2 separate regions of the Homo sapiens genome follow, and region 1 is linked to region 2. A link is a contact called in ENCODE Hi-C or POLR2A ChIA-PET data. All regions are on one chromosome and are shown on one strand. The core of a region is the stretch at or near the end of the contact, and the rest is flanking DNA. Distances in the headings are between cores, read along the strand shown.

Evidence for each region. A loop is a pair of places that touch in the nucleus more often than their neighbours do. ChIA-PET counts read pairs that join two places held with the same protein, here RNA polymerase II (POLR2A). Pooled maps may share reads with other maps.
Region 1: a map with no recorded cell type shows a loop between it and region 2 (8-fold over the local background). The contact joins the promoter of HBP1 here to the promoter of LINC01004 in region 2. A Hi-C loop is called at or near these places in 1 of 37 single-sample maps with no recorded cell type and 5 of 50 pooled maps. POLR2A ChIA-PET finds 5 or more read pairs at or near these places in 2 of 52 experiments (CD4-positive, alpha-beta T cell and CD4-positive, alpha-beta memory T cell).

The regions. Positions count from the first base shown.
Region 1 is chr7:107,166,368-107,170,609 of GRCh38, reverse strand. HBP1 (HMG-box transcription factor 1) reads right to left here and starts at 1,607. Exons shown (of 11, transcript NM_012257.4): 1 at 1,425-1,607. RefSeq lists silencers at 908-1,127, 1,388-1,487, 1,506-2,079 and an enhancer at 1,798-1,957.
Region 2 is chr7:104,989,479-104,993,515 of GRCh38, reverse strand. LINC01004 (long intergenic non-protein coding RNA 1004) reads left to right here and starts at 2,351. Exons shown (of 1, transcript NR_039981.2): 1 at 2,351-4,037.

The DNA.
Region 1 (4,242 bases), core at 358-2,857, 2.2 Mb before region 2:
TCAAAAGTATAACATAACCCAAAAACTTTAGGGAGTGGATTTAATTCTCAATATAATTCAAATTTCCTTGAAATTTTGTCAACTACTGTCTACCTTGCAAGAACTGAGTTTAACCAAGGCAACTGAACAGATGACCGACTCTACCACACTCATTTGCAAGATAAAGGAAAATAGCAAAAAAAAACCAAAAGTACAAGACATACATTGCAGATTTAGATCACTGTTAAATGACCAGAAAAGTATTTCCAATGTTAAAATTATTCTAATTCTCAAAAAGTACCTTTAATTTCAAAACCACTATTAGGAGTGCTTACGGCTATTCAGAGGGAAGTATTAATAAAGCTAAAGCCTCCATCCGAGCTGTTAGTAGGACTCCATCGCTTCCCAGTATGTATAACTCCTTTTCTAAGCCTCCTCTCGTCCTGGCATCAGTGGCACCATGAGCCAAAAACAAAACAAACAGAAAACTTGAGTATTACCTCGCTGTCAGTGCTCCTTCTAAAAACGACTGTAGCTGAAAACTCCCTAAGAATGAACTCGAGTGTAGAGTGCACAGCGGAGAGTGAAACACCCTAGACAGCACGCAGCATTTAAAGCTACAAAAACCTGGCTGTCCACTTCGCCTGGTTTGTTTTGTTTTGTTTCAATCGGCCTGCGGTGGCAGCATAGGTTGAAAGGCGGAGACTGGAATCGCCTGCCAAGCCTCCTCTTTGGGTCACACAGAGCGGTGCCTCCCGGTTCACGCCAAGTCCATCCCCCACCCTCTTTCGCCATTCATCGCGTTCCCCTCCCTTCCCCCCATCATGTGACCGCAGCCCGGACTCCGGGCTTGTTTTTCCCCTCGGCTCAGCCCCAGCGCGCAGGCGCCTGGGAGCCCATTCATTCGAACTGCGTAACAATGAGCCCCGGGGCCCAGCGGCTCCGCGAGCTCCTCAGCTCAGCCAGAATCCCCCTCAGTCCAGAAGGAGGCGGCGCCTCACTGGGGTCCCCCACCTCCGGCCAGCCCCCCACCCCTGGCCAAGCTCCGACCCTCCGCCCACAAACGGGGAGTTGAAGTCAAACTTTCCTGGGCAGCCCCGGCGCTGCGTCGGCCCCTTCCCCCGCCCTGGCCCGCCCCATCTCCACACCCGGCCCGGCCACCCACCGCGCGACCTGGCCCGGAACTTCGCCCTCCCCCTGCCTCCTCCCGGCCCCCGCCCGAGACCCCCTAGCGCCGCCGCCCCGAAGCCCAGGTGAGCTCGCGGGAGACGCTGCTCCGGTGGGCTCGCCGCGGGCACCAATCGAACGGTTAACTGCCCCCACCCCAAGGGCAACCCTCCGAGAAGAAGGAACGAGGACCCGAGCCCTCCAGTCTGCCCAATCCCCCGCGCTCCTGCCCCTCCCTTCCCCACCCCCACCTCTTCCCTAACTGAAAGACAACAAACCTGCCGCGAAGTGCCGGCAGCCCAGGCGCGGGCCGCTCCGGCCACGACAACACCACCAGCAGCTCTCGTACCCCCTCTCCGACCGACGTCGGCCTCCCCCGCGCGGGTTACTGCTCCCGCGGCAGCTCTTACTCCTCAACCGAAACTTTCCTACTTACCAAACCCGTCGCCATTACCAAGTCTTTCAAGCTTCGTCTTCCCCCTCCCCTCAACCCCCTGGGGGTTGAGCCCCGCCCAGCTCTTTCGCCCTCTTATTGGACTGCAGAACTGCCATTCGGTTCTTCCCCTTTCCCATTGGGTGGTACCGTGGTCCGTCTCGGGGGGCGGGCATGTATTGACTTTTGTGTTGTGTTTACTGGAGAAGATGGCATGTCAATCACAAGAGTAAGTGCTTCGGATTGGACTATTGCCGAGAGTCCGGGGACCCAAGCCAAACTTTGTCCCCGAAATGGATTGTGGGTTCGTAGTCTCAAGCCTTGGTCCTTGGCTGTGGGAGACTGCTGGCCGGGGAAGAGCTGGACTACGTATCCCAGAGGCGCTCGCACAGCGCAGTCTTGATAGTAAACAAGAGTCATAGGGACACGTGTATCAGCTCGTTTGTTTTGGTGTCTGGGACAAAAGGGAGGGGGCGGAGGAAGGGAGTGTTTTAAAGCTTGGGCCTCTTCTTTTCCTCCGGGCCTCTGCTAACACTTAGAGCGGCCCAAGCCTCTTGCAGCACCCAATCCGGGCCATAAACAGCCAGAGTTGCTCGCTGCTCAAGAGTTTGGCAGGAGGCCAGGGTATTGTTTTAGTGCGAGGGGAAGGAGATGACTGCACCAGCGGAAGTACTGCAGGCTAGCGAGGGACTTGATCACCCACAAATCACGGCCCCAGGCACGAAGGGGTCGAAAGTGATGCTGGGGGCTGCACTGGCAGTGGGAAGAACTAGAAGTCCTTTCTCTTGTGCCTTGCCTCACCACTCCCAGGACAGCAACTTGAGATTGCCTTGTCAGCTCTGTTCAGTTCACCTAAGTTTGTTGAGCCGCCACCTAAGTGCCAGGAAGAGTGAGGCTGGGGGATGGACTGTGAGCAAGCGAGAAGCTGGAGTCTAGAGAATTTACAAAGCGGGGGCGGGGGCGGGCGATTACGAAATTGAGGCAAGTTAAAGCGGCATTTTCCATACTGATTAGTATGCTCGTTGGTTAACGTAATACAAAGGGTGTAATGTATGACGTAAACTGATTTAATTTGTGAATCATTATCAGTAAGTTTCTCTGGTGAGTTTTATTAACCCTCTTTTCCTTCTAGACGTTTTCTCATTGATGAAAGAAACTGTCTTTCCACTTCATTTCCACTAGGAGTTCCTCAAGTTACGAATTCTCTGACTCACCAGAGACGCTTCCCTGCTTTATAGTTAACTTCTCTTTAAACATGGCTGTCCATTCACAGTCGGCTGCATCTAGTCAATAATTGGTGTCTTTACCATTCACATTACAAAGGCATGATTAAGCTTTTTCCCCCCTTTGAACCTTTAGTGTTTAATCATTTAAATTGTGCTTTAGATTTTCTAACTTTAGATCACTAAATATATGCTTAGAATTAAGATGAGGAAAACCTACATTAGTAAGAAATCTGTAAAAGCAAACCTTTGGACAGAGCCAGAAATCACACAGCTAGTTATTTCTTTAAAACCTCCTGCATTTCTTGGATTTTTAAATATACCTGAAAGCCGCGTAACAAATCAAGAAATCCAAAATAAGCCCCCACATGTTGAAATCGAGTTTAAAATTCTTGAGAATTCCCCATTTGAATCCGTGAAGTGAAATTATAAAGTAGTCCTCCCGTGTAATCAAATACTTACTTTCTATGTTCACAAATAGTAATAAAGCATTCTATTTTTTATTAAAATAATTCAGAGGAGAGCCAACAGAATGCTTAATTTTTTCCCTGAGGAAAAAGGACAGGATTTGAATTTATCATCTTTCAGAAATTATTAGTGACTCAAAGAAATGAATGTCTCTGCTACTTTGTGTATGCTTTTTTTTTTTTTTTTTTTTTTTACAATGGAGGGTCATCGTGTACTAGAATAGAAAATATAAACTCTACTCCAACATGTAATTTCTTGACAAAAAAGAAAAATCTGTGAAGTTCACCTAATTATTTAAAATTGTTTTGAGATATTTATGTCTAACTCCTCCTAGAAAACTAAAAAACTTTTCTCTTAAAAAAAAAAAAAAAAAAGAGCTGGCAAGAGATTGACATACTGCTTTACCCCTCTCCAGTACACAAACTGTGAGATCTGCTTTCAGCTAAACCTTGTTTTTAAAAGTTAAACTATTTTAAAGTTTTTACCAAATGCCTTAGTGGTGATTTTTTTTATCGGGGGACACCGGAAATGGGGAAAAAAAATTCAACTTTAGATCCAGATATTGTACAATATGTTACAAATAATAATTTATCCTTTAATAGCTCCATAAAGCCTTTTCCATTCATTCAGAAACGTTTAGTTCCATTTTTTGACCACTGTGCCAATTATTGAGAATAAAAAGATAGAAAACATTTTTTGCACACTTTTTCTCATTTTTATCCAAGTCTTTAATATGAGTTAAATTTAGATAGTTTAGTCACAACTGATTAAATACTAGTATTAGAATTCGCTACACCTTTAAGTGGACACTTAGTCCAATCTTCTGACTTCCGTGGGGGGCTAAATGACCACATTAGTAGCTTATGTGTATTTACCAGAGACATCATCATTAATTGAGTGACCAATAAAACTAGCCAACTTATAAGCCAGAACAAAGATCAAAGTACAAAACTAGTAAGATCTCCTTGGAAA
Region 2 (4,037 bases), core at 1,102-3,601:
ATAGTCAATTAACATATATTCTGTATGTTATATGTATTATATACTGTCTTATTACAATAAAGTAACTAGATAAAATCAAATGGGCTGGGTATGATGACTCATGGCTAGTAATCCCTGTATTTTGGGAGGCCGAGGTGGGAGGATCATTTGAGCTCAGGAGTTCAAGACCACCCTGGGCAACAAAGTGAGACCCTGTCTCTACAAACCAGGCATGGTTGTGCATGCCTGTAGTCTTAGCTACTCAGGAGGCTGAGGCAGGAGGATTGCTTGAGCCCAGGAGTTTAAGGCTGCAGTGAGCTATGATTGCACCACTGCACTCTAGCCTGGGTGACAGGATGAGATCCTGTTGAGTTCAAGACCAGCCTAGCTAACATGGTGAAACCCCGTCTCTACTAAAAATACATAAAAATTAGCCAGGCATAGTGGTTGGCGCCTGTAATCTCAGCTACTCGGGAGGCTGAGGCAGGAGAATTACTTGAACCTGGGAAGCAAAGGTTGCAATGATGAGGAAAAAAAAATATATTTACTGTTCATTAAGTAGGAGTGGATCATAAAGGTATTCAATCTCGTTGAGTAGGCTGAGGAAGAGGAGGGGTCTTTCTCAGGGGTGGCAGAGGCAGAAGAAAATTTGTGTATAAGTGGACTTGTACATTTTAAACCCATGTTGTTCAAGGGTCACCTGTATTTAAAATTCCACATTCAAATAAATTTGACCCTTGTGTATATTATTAATAATATACATAATTCTTAGAATAATAAATGAATGTTAGATTGTAAAATCATTGGCCTAGAGGAGTTGCCTAAAGATTGAAATAAACCAGCTTCTTGGCTTCTTTATTTTTTAAATGAGGGGCAGACACAAAGTAAATTTCCAAGTCACCTTGAAATCAGGCACTTTGAAGCCTAGCTATGAGTAAACTCAGTTATACTGTCTAATACCCATTTTAGCTTTTCTGTTTACAGCATAAACTTTAAGGCCGGTTTTAGTTCTTTTAAGAAGTCAAAAGCAGAACCTCTCTAGCAGAAGTGTTTTTCAAACATTAAATCCTAAACCAAAAAAAAAAGTGACCAAATTACAGAACTCTAGGAGTTTATCTTACCTACCTACCGCTGAAAGAGGATTTTTCTTTTTAAGAAAATTAGAATATTCTGATGGCCTAAACTTTTCTTGTCAAACAGGTAAAGTCTTGTTAGCCCAGAAAGTATCTCTTCTTAGGAGTGTTTAGATTTGTTGAGAGAGAGAAGGCTTTATTTCTTTTTTAGTAGAGACGGGGTTTCACCGTATTAGCCAGAATGGTCTTGATCTGCTGACCTTGTGATCTGCCCGCTTGGCCTCCCAAAGTGCTGGGATTACAGGCGTGAACCACCGTGCCCAGCCTGAGAAGGCTTTATTTCTAAACTCCCCACTTAATGTAACACTTTACTTCTTTCTTTTTATTGATATAGATAATATTTGTGCATGTTTTAGGGGCACATGTGATATTTTCATAATTGTATACCATGTGTAATGATCAAATCAGGGTAGTTGGAATAGCTATCACCTCAAACATCTTTGTGTTGGGAACATTACAAATCTGGCTATTTTGAAATATACAATATAAATTATTAACTATAATTTTCCTACTGTACTGTAAAATAGTAGAACTTACTCCTTCTAACTTTACTGTTGTACCATTTAACCAACTTCTATACATCCCTCCTTCCCCCACCCCACTTAATATAAGCATCTTTTTTTTTTTTTTTTGAGAAAAAGTCTTGCTCTATCACCCAGGCTGGAATGCACTGGCAAGATCTCGGCTCACTGCAGTCTTTGCCTCCCGAGTTCAAGCATTTCTCCTGCCTCAGCCTCCCCAGTAGCTGGGATTACAGGTTTGTGTCACCACACCCAGCTAATTTTTGTATTTTTAGTATAGATGGGGTTTCAGTATGTTGGCTAAGCTGGTCTCGAACTCCTGACCTCAGGTGATCCGCCCACCTCGGCCTCTCAAGAGTGCTGGGATTACAGGTGTGAGCCACCACACCCAGCCATAAGCATCTTTTAAAAAGGTGGAGGGGGGCTATCAACTGTTATTTTAAGCATAGTAAGAGTTCACCCTACTACTTTTACAATGAATTACTGCAAGATGTTTAGACATTGTGATCTTTTTATTACGGTTACTGTTTTCCCTAAAGGTCAAACCAATAACTTGAGATCCTGAGGTGCAACTCAAGAGTAGAAGCATCACTTAATACTAGTAACTTAAAAGAATAGCAGATCTGGCTCGCTGTGGTGGCTCAGGCCTGTAATCCCAGCACCTTGGGAGGCTGACACAGGTGGAGCACGTGAGGTCATGAGACCAGCGTGGCCAACATGGTGAAACCCTGTCTCTGCTAAAAATGTAAGAATTAGCTGGGTGTGGTGGCACACACCTGTAATCGTAGCTACTCAGGAGGCTGAGGCATGAAAATTGCTTTAACCCGAGGGGCAGAGGTTGCAGTGGGCCGAGATTATGCCACTGCACTCCACCCTGGGTGACAGAGTAACAGTCTCAGAAAAAGAAAAAGGAATAGTAGTGGGTCTTCAGATACTTAGATGTCATGAGCTGGGACTTTAATGGGCCATTTTTAAAATTTGACATTAAAAATTCCGTCCTAATGCCAGTAAATAATTTTCATCATTTAATTCCGCATGTTTTTGGTATATTCATCTAGCACCTTCTGAATGTTATTAGACCTCCTATATAGTTAACCTTGGATATCATATGGTGGTTTGGTAGACTTTTTTTTTTTTTTAATACACACACGTCTTTTAGCTTGGTTGATATGCCCTCAGCCTGAAAGATAACAACTTGCTTATTTATTACACAACCAGATTACTTGACTCCCTATGTTTGAAGTCCCCAGTTTAGATTGGTTATTAAGTAAGCATTCATTAGATTTTCAATTATTTATAAAAGCTAAATATAAAGAACCACAAACTATTTCAACAAGTTAATACAGCCAAAGCATATAGATAAATATATGAAACAATACAGTAAATACATGAGACCAAAAATTCAGTCTTTCATCAGTCTGGAAATAAACAAATATTTTGTGTGTGATTGTTTCTGAAACTGCAGACAGGTATTTTTAATTCTTAACTCCTACTGTGTTCAGTACATTATTCAGAAGATTAGCCAGGAACAGAAAATGTGCAATTTAATTTCCCTTAGGTTCAAGGTATAAGCTAAACAGAGTCTTTCCCTGCACAAATTATCAAGTTGGCTGTGTTTCACTGGATAGGAGATGGGACAGTGGGAATCTTGTTTGTTCATTGATGGGCGTCATTATTTAGATGGTGAGGCATTTGGCTACCTTGAAAGTCATCTTTACTCCCTGTTACCCTCACTTTATTGAATTTCTTTACTTTGACTTTCAGAGCTCTGGGCAGAAATCACATATTAGTTTGGAGGACTTTGTTATTTTATTCAAGTTAAAGTATAGGGTTTCCCCAAATTGAAAACCAGAGTAGCCTATGATCATTCCCTGTGGGATTCTTTAACTGTTAAGGCAAAAGAAAATGCAGTTGCACTTAAGAGTATATGGATAAAATAAAGAACTGTGAAGTGAAAAGGGGAGAGATTTTTTTAAAGATGACTATATTTTAACTCCTCCTGACTAGTAAATTCAAGGATACCAGGAAAGATGAGGTGTAGACTTTAAACCTTCCAACATTCCATTGTGTTAATCATTCTTCCTCATCAAAGAGGCAGTAAGGGATAATTTAGAGTGACTACAGTTACAAATAATGTGCTGTATAAGCACCCAAGAGCAGAGATAAGGATGGAATTAAGGGTGTTAAAGAAAATATGGCCTCTCTTCTTTACCATTTGATTGTTTTTGCTGTCCCTGGAGACTCATATCTCTCTCTATTCCTAGGACCAAAGTTTACACAACTGCCAAATATATAAACAAGAACACCCCTTAAAATTCCTGTGAAACATTGTACATCTTAAGAGAGCAGATGTGTCTATGGGCTGTCACAAATATCAGTCTTGCTATGTTAAGCATAAACTTAA